Linked DNA regions of Mus musculus: region 1 is linked to region 2. The links are chromatin contacts, found by Hi-C or POLR2A ChIA-PET in ENCODE. All regions are on one chromosome and are shown on one strand. The core of a region is the stretch at or near the end of the contact, and the rest is flanking DNA. Distances in the headings are between cores, read along the strand shown. Region 1 overlaps Kat2b (K(lysine) acetyltransferase 2B). Region 2 overlaps Kat2b (K(lysine) acetyltransferase 2B).

Region 1 (4,728 bases), core at 1,004-3,503, 63 kb after region 2:
AGGGATACATGGCAAGACATTTTCTCACTCCACATCTCCTCCCCAAGTACATTAGATCCATCAGTATGTATTTCCATTTCAAACCATCCATTTTTTTTCTTTTGCCTTTTATTTTGAACATCACAGGAGAAAAGAGGAAAATGAACAACTCTCATGCTCCCGAGGAGGCCAAGAGATCTCGAGTGATGGGGGATATTCCCGTGGAATTGATCAATGAGGTCATGTCTACCATCACAGACCCTGCAGGGATGCTTGGACCAGAGGTCAGCAGGGTGAACAAGGCACCTTCTGGTCTCCCTGCCACACTAGCTGTCACAGATGAGGGTGGGGTGCTGAGAACACACTGCTGGTCACCTGTAACCTAGAGGCCACTATAGGGAGGTCAGGAGTGGCTAACCAAGATGTGGTTCCCTTTGATAAATATCAATTACAGGGGCACAAACTACAGTTTCAAGTAGTTGGGAACGTTTCCATAGTGAAGAATTTCAAGCTTCCACCAGCAATGCAAAAGACAAAACAAAAGAAAACAAAAGAAAACGAAACACCCATGGACTGTGTTGTGCTGAGAAGCGTCAGTGATTACCTCCTTTTTTCCTTTCTTGACCTCCTTTTCCTCTCCTGTGAACCTTTTAGAATCATTGCAGAGTCCGAAACAGATATAATAATACATCACACCTAGTGCATCTGCCTGTGTCTCATAGGAAAGCAATTCTCTTATATAATCACGTGAGTTAGCACTCAGGAAATTTAACTTCATTATAAGGTTCTCTGGTTTAGGGTTGGCAGACTGTAGCCTACCAGTCATGTCTGCTGCTCAGCTTGTGGGCTAAGGAATTGGGTGTCAGCTTCTTACTCGCTAGGAGTGAAGGTGTCCAGCGTCGTAGGCTGGAAATCGCTTTTCTGGGCTGTGTTAATTGCTAACCATTGCGCATAGCAGGAAAATGGAATCACTGAGGCTTGGAATGTGTGTCTTGCAAAAAAAAAAAAAAAAGTTCATCTCTTGACTTTTCAGTGGAAAGTTTGCTGACTTATGGCCTAATTTTCAACCTCTAGGTCCAGTGACCATCTGACCAATTTATGCTATTCATAATATGCGTTATTGTTGGAGGCTCAGTTAAGAACCAAGCATAGAATTCAGTATTCATTTCTTCATCTTTTTATCTTCCTTCTCTCTGTCTCTGTCTCTCTCCTTCCTCCCTCCCTGCCTGCCTCCCTGCCTCCTTCCTTCCTTCCTTCCTTCCTTCCTTCCTTCCTTCCTTCCTTCCTTTCCTTCTCTCTCTCTCTCTCTCTCTCTTTCTTTCTTTCTTTTTTTTTTCCTGGACTGGTCTCATGTAGTCTAGGCTGATCTTGGACTATCTATATAGCCAGGATTAATGACCTTGAACCACCTTGCTAGGTTCATGTGGTGGTGGGGATCAAGTCAAGGGCTTGTTATATGCCATATTCCATACCTCCGAGCCATATCCCCGGCTCCTTAGTCTCCTTTAAAGCCATTCTCCAGGCCTTTTCTCTTCTCTTACAATGCTGTCTTTGTTGAGGAACTTTGTTAGCAAATTATGCATAATATCTCAGTGTGGATCTGTGTAATAGTTTAGGTCAATGCAGGTAAAACATTTTGGTTGAAAGTCTGCTCTCATCTTATTGTAAGACATCCAGGAACAGGGAGGCTCAAGACGTTTCCAGGAAATGAACACATGACTTGGGTAGTAGTGTATAAACAACTTCTATCTTTTTGGTGTGGCTTTGCTAGATTAAATCAGTAAGTTTCATACTGCTCTGTTTTTGTGACTCTTTTATTAATGTCAAAGATCATTTGGAGGATTGAGTGTTGCAACAGAACCATCTCATAAAATTCATTCCTTCTGGACTGACTATCCAGTCTGTGGGGACCTAAAGCTGACCTTCTGTGTATTGGCTTTAGGGGTTTCGTAACTTCATACATGAGCCAGAGCTTGGCCTGCTCAGATGAAAAGTGGGGAGGCAGTCTCCCATTTCACAATCTGTTGCTGTAGTTAATAGTGTATCAGCATGCCCAAGAAAGCTGCTACAGTTTTAGACATTTTTGTAAGCTAGTTTTTAAATATCTTGGTCACTTGAAATATCTACCACAGTGATACCCAGTCACCTAGACAACTAGCCAGAGACCTCAAAGCTAGTGCTATAGTTAGGATTTTTCTTCCCAGCAGAGCTGTTTGTCAAAGATTTCCTTGCCCAGCATGAGGTGGATTAAAGCATGGGGTGCTGGCTCTAGGCCATGTAGCCTGCTGTGAGTTTTAAGTCTGGATCAATAGATACTTCTAGAAAGAAAAGTGTCTTCCCAAAAGAGGCACTAAGAATATAAATATGACTGCTGCTCTATTTCAAGAATTTGGAACCTGTTATCTTAATGGTCTTTAATTTATTATTATTATTATTATTATTTTCATTGCTTCTATGTTATTAATATGTTGTGTGAGTGACTCACTCATGCATCGAGGCTAGGGGACAACTTTCACAAGTCAGTTCTCTCCTTTAGTTGTGGATTCTGGGCCTCAAACCGAAGTCATCAGTTTTGTGCAGTGAACACTCTTACCTGATAATGCATCTTATTGGTTCTCTCTTAAAAATGAACACTGATTTATTTAATGTGCTTGTGTGTGTATGTGTTCATGCACCAGTGGAGACACCCAGGCCATGGTGTAAATATGGAGGTTAGAGGCCAGTGTGAGGGGATTCATTTTCACCTTCCGTCAGATGGGTCTTTGTCCAGGTATTGAACTTAGGTTCTCGGGTTTTGTATCAAGCACCCTACCTGCTGTGCCACCTGACTGCTCCCCCAATTCAAAAATTTTTATATTTATTTTTATTTATTTATGGCATATATCTGAGTACATGCCATGTATGTGTGGCTGCCCATAGAAGCCAGAAAGGGGCACTGGGTCCCCTGGAGCTGGAGTTGCAGGCGGTTGTGAGCCTCCCAATATGGGGGCTTGAAACCAAGCCTGCGTTCCCTGTAGACCAGCAGGCACTGTGAACTGCTGATCTTTTCCTCAAGCTCCGCTACCCTCCTTAGAGTTGGAAGATCATGCTCCGTATTCTATACTAGTGTGTCTGTGTCTGCTTATAGGCTACAGTAGCAACTGAATAGGAGAGAGGGGGTACACATGATTAAAAATATCTTATTTTATTGTTTAAATTACCTGTACATGTATATCTGTGTGGAATTATGTACATGTGCCCAAGGAGGCCAGAGGAGGGTGTCAGACTCTCAGGACTGGAGTTACAGGCAGTTGTGAGCCACCAAGTGTGTGTATTTTGTAGGACCCACACTTGGGTCCTCTCAAAGAGCAGTGCATGCTCTTAACCAAGGAGCCAGCTTTCTAACACCGCCCTAAAATATTGTCTTAAAGATAACTTTTGCGTTGATACATATGTTCACATGAGCATGGCAGGACATCGGTGCCCATGCATGGCAGATTCTCTCTCAAAACAAAAACAAACAAACAAACAAACCAAAACCCCACATAACTTGTTTGTTGATTAGTCTCAGTAGTCAGCTTGCACTACTGCTGGCCACCAGATCCACTTGAAATCCTAGGCTCTGGGGATCTGCACTCTGGTCCTCAAGTTATGCAGCAAGTGCTTTAGTTGGTGTGCTATCTCCTCAGCTCTTCTAAAATATTTTCTACAGGTTCTCTTACAAAACGATTTTCCTAATCAGAAGTGATATATATATTTCCTGTCCCTGGGCAAGCTGAGGTAGGAAGATTTTAGTTCAAGGCCAGCTTATACTACAGAGCAAGACCCTGTCTCAGAACAACAACCAAAAGTTTTCTGATGCCTAACCCATATAAAATATAATGCACATGCACTTATTAACTTTTCATAATGCTAATTTATCTACTTAATTCATCCACTTACTTTTGTGTGCGTGGTTTCCCATGCCTGTGTGTGCATCAGGGCCAGAAGAGGGTATTCAGTATCTTCCCCTACAACTTTCCTTCAAGCCTTTTGAGACGGGGCCTCAACCTAGGGCTTCAGCTTATTTTCTTGGTTAGGTTGGAAGCCAGCAAGCCCTAGTGACCCTTCTGTCTATGCCTTCATTGGAGCTGGGGTTACAAGTGTGCAAAAGGATGCTCGTGGCTTGTTCTATGGATACTGGGATTCCAAACTCCAGTCTGTCTGATTATATAGTAAACTTTTTTAACTGCTGATTCACCTATCTAACCTACTTAATTCACATTTCTATTTTGTCTTCATAACTTGTGGGATGTGGATGCACAGGGGCTCTTGTGCATATGTGTTTAAGACCCAGAAATTCACATCAGAGTCTTATCAGAACATGGAAAGAGTTCATATTATCCAGTCCACCACTTTCAAAGAAAAGCCCTTTGTAATCTATTCTTGTCTTCTGGATCCCAGACCAATTTTCTGTCAGCCCATTCGGCCAGAGATGAGGCGGCACGGCTGGAAGAACGCAGGGGTGTCATTGAATTCCACGTGGTGGGCAACTCCCTGAACCAGAAACCAAACAAGAAGATCCTGATGTGGCTCGTGGGCCTCCAGAATGTGTTTTCCCACCAGCTGCCCAGAATGCCCAAAGAGTACATCACACGGCTCGTCTTTGACCCGTAAGTTCAACTCATTCTTCCTTAGTTCCTCTCCAGTCCAAGGACGAACTGTTTATTTAGACAGTGACATTCAGCCCTTGGAATATAGCTGCCTTCTGTCCTACTGTTGATAGAGAGC
Region 2 (4,677 bases), core at 590-3,089:
GCTGGGATTTGAACTCAGGACCTTCGGAAGAGCAGTCAGTGCTCCCAACCGCTGAGCCACTTCTCCAGCCCAAGAAAACATTTTTTAAATTTGGGAAAGGTAGCCATATGAGGTGGCTTACACCTATAATCCTGACAACCCAGAACTGAGGCAGGGGATTGCACAAAGTTTGGGACCAACCTGGGTTACGTAGTGAGGTCTAGGCCATTCTAGATTGCAGAGTGAGACTCTTGTGTTGAGACAAAAGGAAGAGAAACTGAGGCTCTAAGAGACTTTGTAGCTATGGATCCAAAGCAAAAGACCTGGCAGCTGGGACTGAGGCATCTCCTAGTGTGGTTCTCTTCGCTCACGGCTGGCTTTTCTTTCTGTTCAAATAGGGTTTCATTATTTAGTCGAGGCTACTTCTTCAATGCTGGCATCACAGACTAATGCAATCTTTCCAGCTTTTGTCGTTGGTTGTTGCTGAGAACAGGGTCATTTTTTGCAGCTTCTGTTAGCCTCAAATTCACTCTTTCTGCTCTGTCATAATCATATTTTCCTAAAGACATCATTACTGTTTTGAAAGGCATGATGGTACATACCTTTAGTCTCAGCACTTAGAGACAGGGGCAGGATTTCTCAGGATCTCTTTTGAGAGTTCCAGACCAGTCAGAACGGCATAGAGAAAGCCAGTTTCAGAAAGTCAGCCAACCAACAGACCAAAATAAACCTATACAATACAAAAATTGACTTTCCAGAAAGTTTAAAAGTCTACTACATTAATGAAATAGAAATGACATCAGTTATGTATAGACCTACATTGCTCTTGTTTATATATTTTTGTGTACACTGCTCTTTTAAAGTGGCAGTAAGTTGTCTTTACTTTTTTGTTTAGGAGCCAGCTATTCTTCTGTCCCCATCCCATCCCCTTTTCTTCCTTTCCTCCCTCTGCCCTCCCTCTCTCTCTTTTTAAGGCAAGGTCATGTGAATCCAGGGACAGCTCAGACTTTCTATGAAGCCAGTGTTGACTTTGAGTTTCTGATCCTCCTGCCTCCTGCCTGTGAGTTTTGGCATTGGAGGCATAGACCACCATGCACAGCTTTATAATTTCTAAATCATGAATATACTGATTTTGGAAAAAACTGAATGCCCTTGGAATGACTGTCCCCCACTCTCTGAAGGAGACTTATCTCTTTGGTTGCCTCAGGGTTGGGTTGGGGTACTAAGTTCCATGTTGACCATGGTTCCCAATCTCCCTTAGTTAATGTGCCTTGCTGAAGCCTTTTGGAACCCCCTCCCCATTGCTGTGCAGGAGATTCCAAGACAGGGCCCAGATCAAGGAATGCCAGTGACTGTTTCAGTGGTAGATGGTGGCAGCACTAATTTGCATCTGCTGTAACAAGCTGGTGTTGAAATGGGCTGGCAGAATGCCAAGGAAGCCAAGGTCAGCATACTTCGAAATAACAAATGAGTCATGCAACCCAGGATTGCGCGTCCCTGTAGGAATGACTACTTGACTCTTCTTCCGTCGGAACAGTTCCCCGGGCCAGCATGTGTAAAGGGAGGTGAAAGCCGCAGCAGCCTCTTGCTAGAGAGACAATAATGGAGGAGGAGAAAAATTAAAGTGGAAAGTCACATTTAAAGTCACTTCAGAGAAAACCATCGTGAGTTGTAGAAGACAGCTTTCTGAACTGCCAGAAAACAAGCCAAGAAATCGAGGAGACCCAAACCTCAGGGCGGTTAGACCACAGACCTGAGCTCAAATTCTCACATGGCACTTTCCATCTGTGCCCTCCGAGGCTTCTCACCCTTCCCAGACTCGAGCTTCATGGCTGTGCACTGTAGATAGTGACAGTTTTTCCGTTCAGTCAACATTGTTACTCAGGCTGCCAGGCATTGATGTAGACGATGTGGGGGTGTAGTGACAGATGGGTCCTTATTCTTGTAGAGCTTGCTTTCTGGTAGCAGAAGCAGATGGTGAAAAAGAAAATAACAGAACATGGTAAGTGCCACACTGAAGGAAAACAGAGAAGTTGCTGGTAGTGCCTGGGGAATCCCTTCCTGTCCTACCCCGCAGGGACTGTGCAGAGAAAAAAAAATTTATTTTTTTGTTCAGTGAGGAGTGAGTATGCTGGGGGTTGAACCTAGTGCTTTAAACATTTTAAGCAAGTTTCATTTCAAGCCTGAGACAGGATGCTACTTGTGTAGCTCATGCTTGAACTCATGGCAATCCTTCTGCCTCAGCCTTGCAAGTGCCTGGATTACATACAGGTGTGCCTCACCATGCCCAAGCAAGAACATTCTGGAGTCTTCTCTCCTGCTCTTTTCCTTTCAGCCCTACCCCACCCCTAGAAGCTGCTTCCGAACTGACTCTGAGTTTTGTTCTTTGGTGGTGTAGGCCTCATAACTCTAGTTGCTCCATTAAGAGGCTAAGAGGAATTTAAGGCCACAGAAGGAATTTAAGGCCAGCCTGGGCATGATTTAGATTTGGTTTCAAAGAAAACCAGTAAACAGAGAGGCGGAGATGTAGCTTAAGAGGTAAGATGATCCTGGGTTCCACATTTAGTACTGCCACCATCACCAGAAAACGGTATTACACAATACACTTTAGTGCAGCAGTGTTTTTGAGATTCAAACGTGTGGCTGCATTCACCAGTAGCCACTTTCTGTTTTTCGTGGAGGGGGCAAATTGAGACAGTCTTGGAATCTCGTTGGTCTTCCAACAGCCTTTGTAGCCACGATAACCTTGAACTCCTGGTCCTGCTGCTTTCACCTGCTGAGTGATGCTCGACAGGTTATATGCCACCCCACTGATTTCTGTGTCCCTGCACTTTAAGAAGGAGGTGCCACAAGGTAGTTTCAGGTGCCAGAGCTGAGTTCTGGTATTGGTTTTGGCCCCTTGCTCTTTGCCAGCTATGTAAACTCAGGCCAGTGAAACCCTTCTCTATCATTGAATTATTCACCTGGCCTTCCTGTGGGTTGTTCGGAAAATAAGATGATTTAGACCAGAGTTGTCTTGAAAAAAATTAAATGCTCTCCTTGGTAGTTAAGCAAGATTAAAAGACAAACTATTTTCTTTCTTTCTTCCTTTTTTTTTTTTTTTTTTTTGGTTTTTCGAGACAGGGTTTCTCTGTATAGCCCTGGCTGACCTGGAACTCACTTTGTAGACCAGGCTGACCTTGAACTCAGAAATCCGCCTGCCTCTGCCTCCCAAGTGCTGGGAATAAAGGCGTGCGGCACCACCGCCTGGCAACAAACTATTTTCTTTATGCTGGTGTTTTGCTTGCATGTATGTCTGCATCATATGCATGCTGAGTAGTCATGGAGGCCAGAAGAGTATCATCTCTTGGGACTGGAGTTATAGATGGTTGTGATTTCCATTTGGGTCCTGTGAATTGAACCTCTGTCCTGTAAGAACAAGTACTCTGAACCTCCCAGCCATATTTCCAGCTCCCAGTAGCGAGTTTTAAAAAATCCTCTTAGTGTACTGACTGGGCATGTTAGCTCATGCCTTTAATCCCCCAAATTAGAATGCAGCAGACCCATCTCTGTGAGTTCAAAGCCAGCCTGGTTTATACAGCCAATTATAGGCCAGCCAGGGTTATATGGTGAGACCCTCTCTCACAAGAAAATCACCTTTATAATGAACTCAAAAAAACCATCACACAGCTGGATCGTGGTAGCTACTCAAACACCTACGAAGTCTCGAACTCTGTGAATCCCAGGGACCGTCTATATAGTTAGGAAGGTCATTCTGAAGGTTTAGGTGTTCACTATCAATGGCATTTTTAGGGATTTTACCACAAGGGAAAAAAGTAAAAGGAAAGTCAGAAAGGAAAGAAGGAAGGAAGAAAGAAGAAGAGGAGGAAGAGGAAGATGAAGAAGGAAGAAGAGGAGGAGGAGAAGACCCAACAGAGTTGAAATTAGAAAACGTGTGCTTTTACACCCTCTTCCACCTCTCTGCTACTGTTGTTTGTGTTTCATCCATCTTCACTGTCTGATAGTGCCTTTTATTAGTTTTTCTTCTTTCATCAAAAAATTACTTTGGCAGAGGCAGGCAGATTTCTGAGTTCGAGGCCAGCCTGGTCTACAGAGTGAGTTCCAGGACAGCCAGGGCTACACAGAGAAACCCTGTCTCGAAAAACCAAAAAAAAAAAAAAAAAAAAAATTAGTTTGGAACTTTTGAATTTTGAATAGAACAAGATTTTCATTATTCTTTTTTATTAAAATTTTATTTTTTGTGTTTATAAGAGGAAAGGTTTGAGAGTAAGGAATGTGTGGGGAGAGGGGAGGAAGCATCCTTCCAACCATGGTGGCGTGAAGGAGCCCTTGGCAGCAAACTTGCAGAAGGTGTAAGGATGAGACTCAGAGGACGGTGGGCGAGGCATTGAGTCAAAATGTCACTGAGCCTTAGAAGTTGGAGAAGGGCCATGGGATGCAGGGCTAGGGGTGGTTGAACGGGGGCTGATGGTGTTGAAGACAAATCCTGTCATAGAGCTTTAGGCAGAAAGCTGGCGTAGGCAGTTGGGAATGTGGGCTGCAAGATCTGTTTCACAGGTTGGGCTGGTTATGTGGGTTTCTTGAGAATGTGAGCTTCCAAAGCAACCACGGGGGAGGCTTGACTCTACCCATCCCATTGCCCTGGTGCCTAAACATCAGGTGGAGGATGGAGGTAGCCCATCAGTCTATCTGTGTAAA

What was found. A loop is a pair of places that touch in the nucleus more often than their neighbours do. ChIA-PET counts read pairs that join two places held with the same protein, here RNA polymerase II (POLR2A).
Region 1: POLR2A ChIA-PET joins it to region 2 with 10 read pairs in Patski. The contact joins two enhancer-like sites. A Hi-C loop is called at or near these places in 1 of 37 maps with a recorded cell type or tissue (v-Abl transformed pro-B cells). POLR2A ChIA-PET finds 5 or more read pairs at or near these places in 2 of 5 experiments (Patski and embryonic stem cell).

Annotation. Positions count from the first base shown.
Region 1 is chr17:53,648,621-53,653,348 of GRCm38, forward strand. Kat2b (K(lysine) acetyltransferase 2B) reads left to right here. Exons shown (of 18, transcript NM_020005.4): 9 at 127-263; 10 at 4,402-4,610. Among named protein-coding and RNA genes, the nearest start is that of Sgo1, 38 kb to the right of the region's middle. Within about 2 kb of position 2,254, at least 1 of the 3 ENCODE cell types and tissues checked has a DNase peak (open chromatin) inside an H3K27ac peak, as active enhancers do.
Region 2 is chr17:53,585,831-53,590,507 of GRCm38, forward strand. The region is part of intron 1 of Kat2b (K(lysine) acetyltransferase 2B); the gene reads left to right. Among named protein-coding and RNA genes, the nearest start is that of Kat2b, 21 kb to the left of the region's middle. Within about 2 kb of position 1,840, at least 2 of the 3 ENCODE cell types and tissues checked have a DNase peak (open chromatin) inside an H3K27ac peak, as active enhancers do.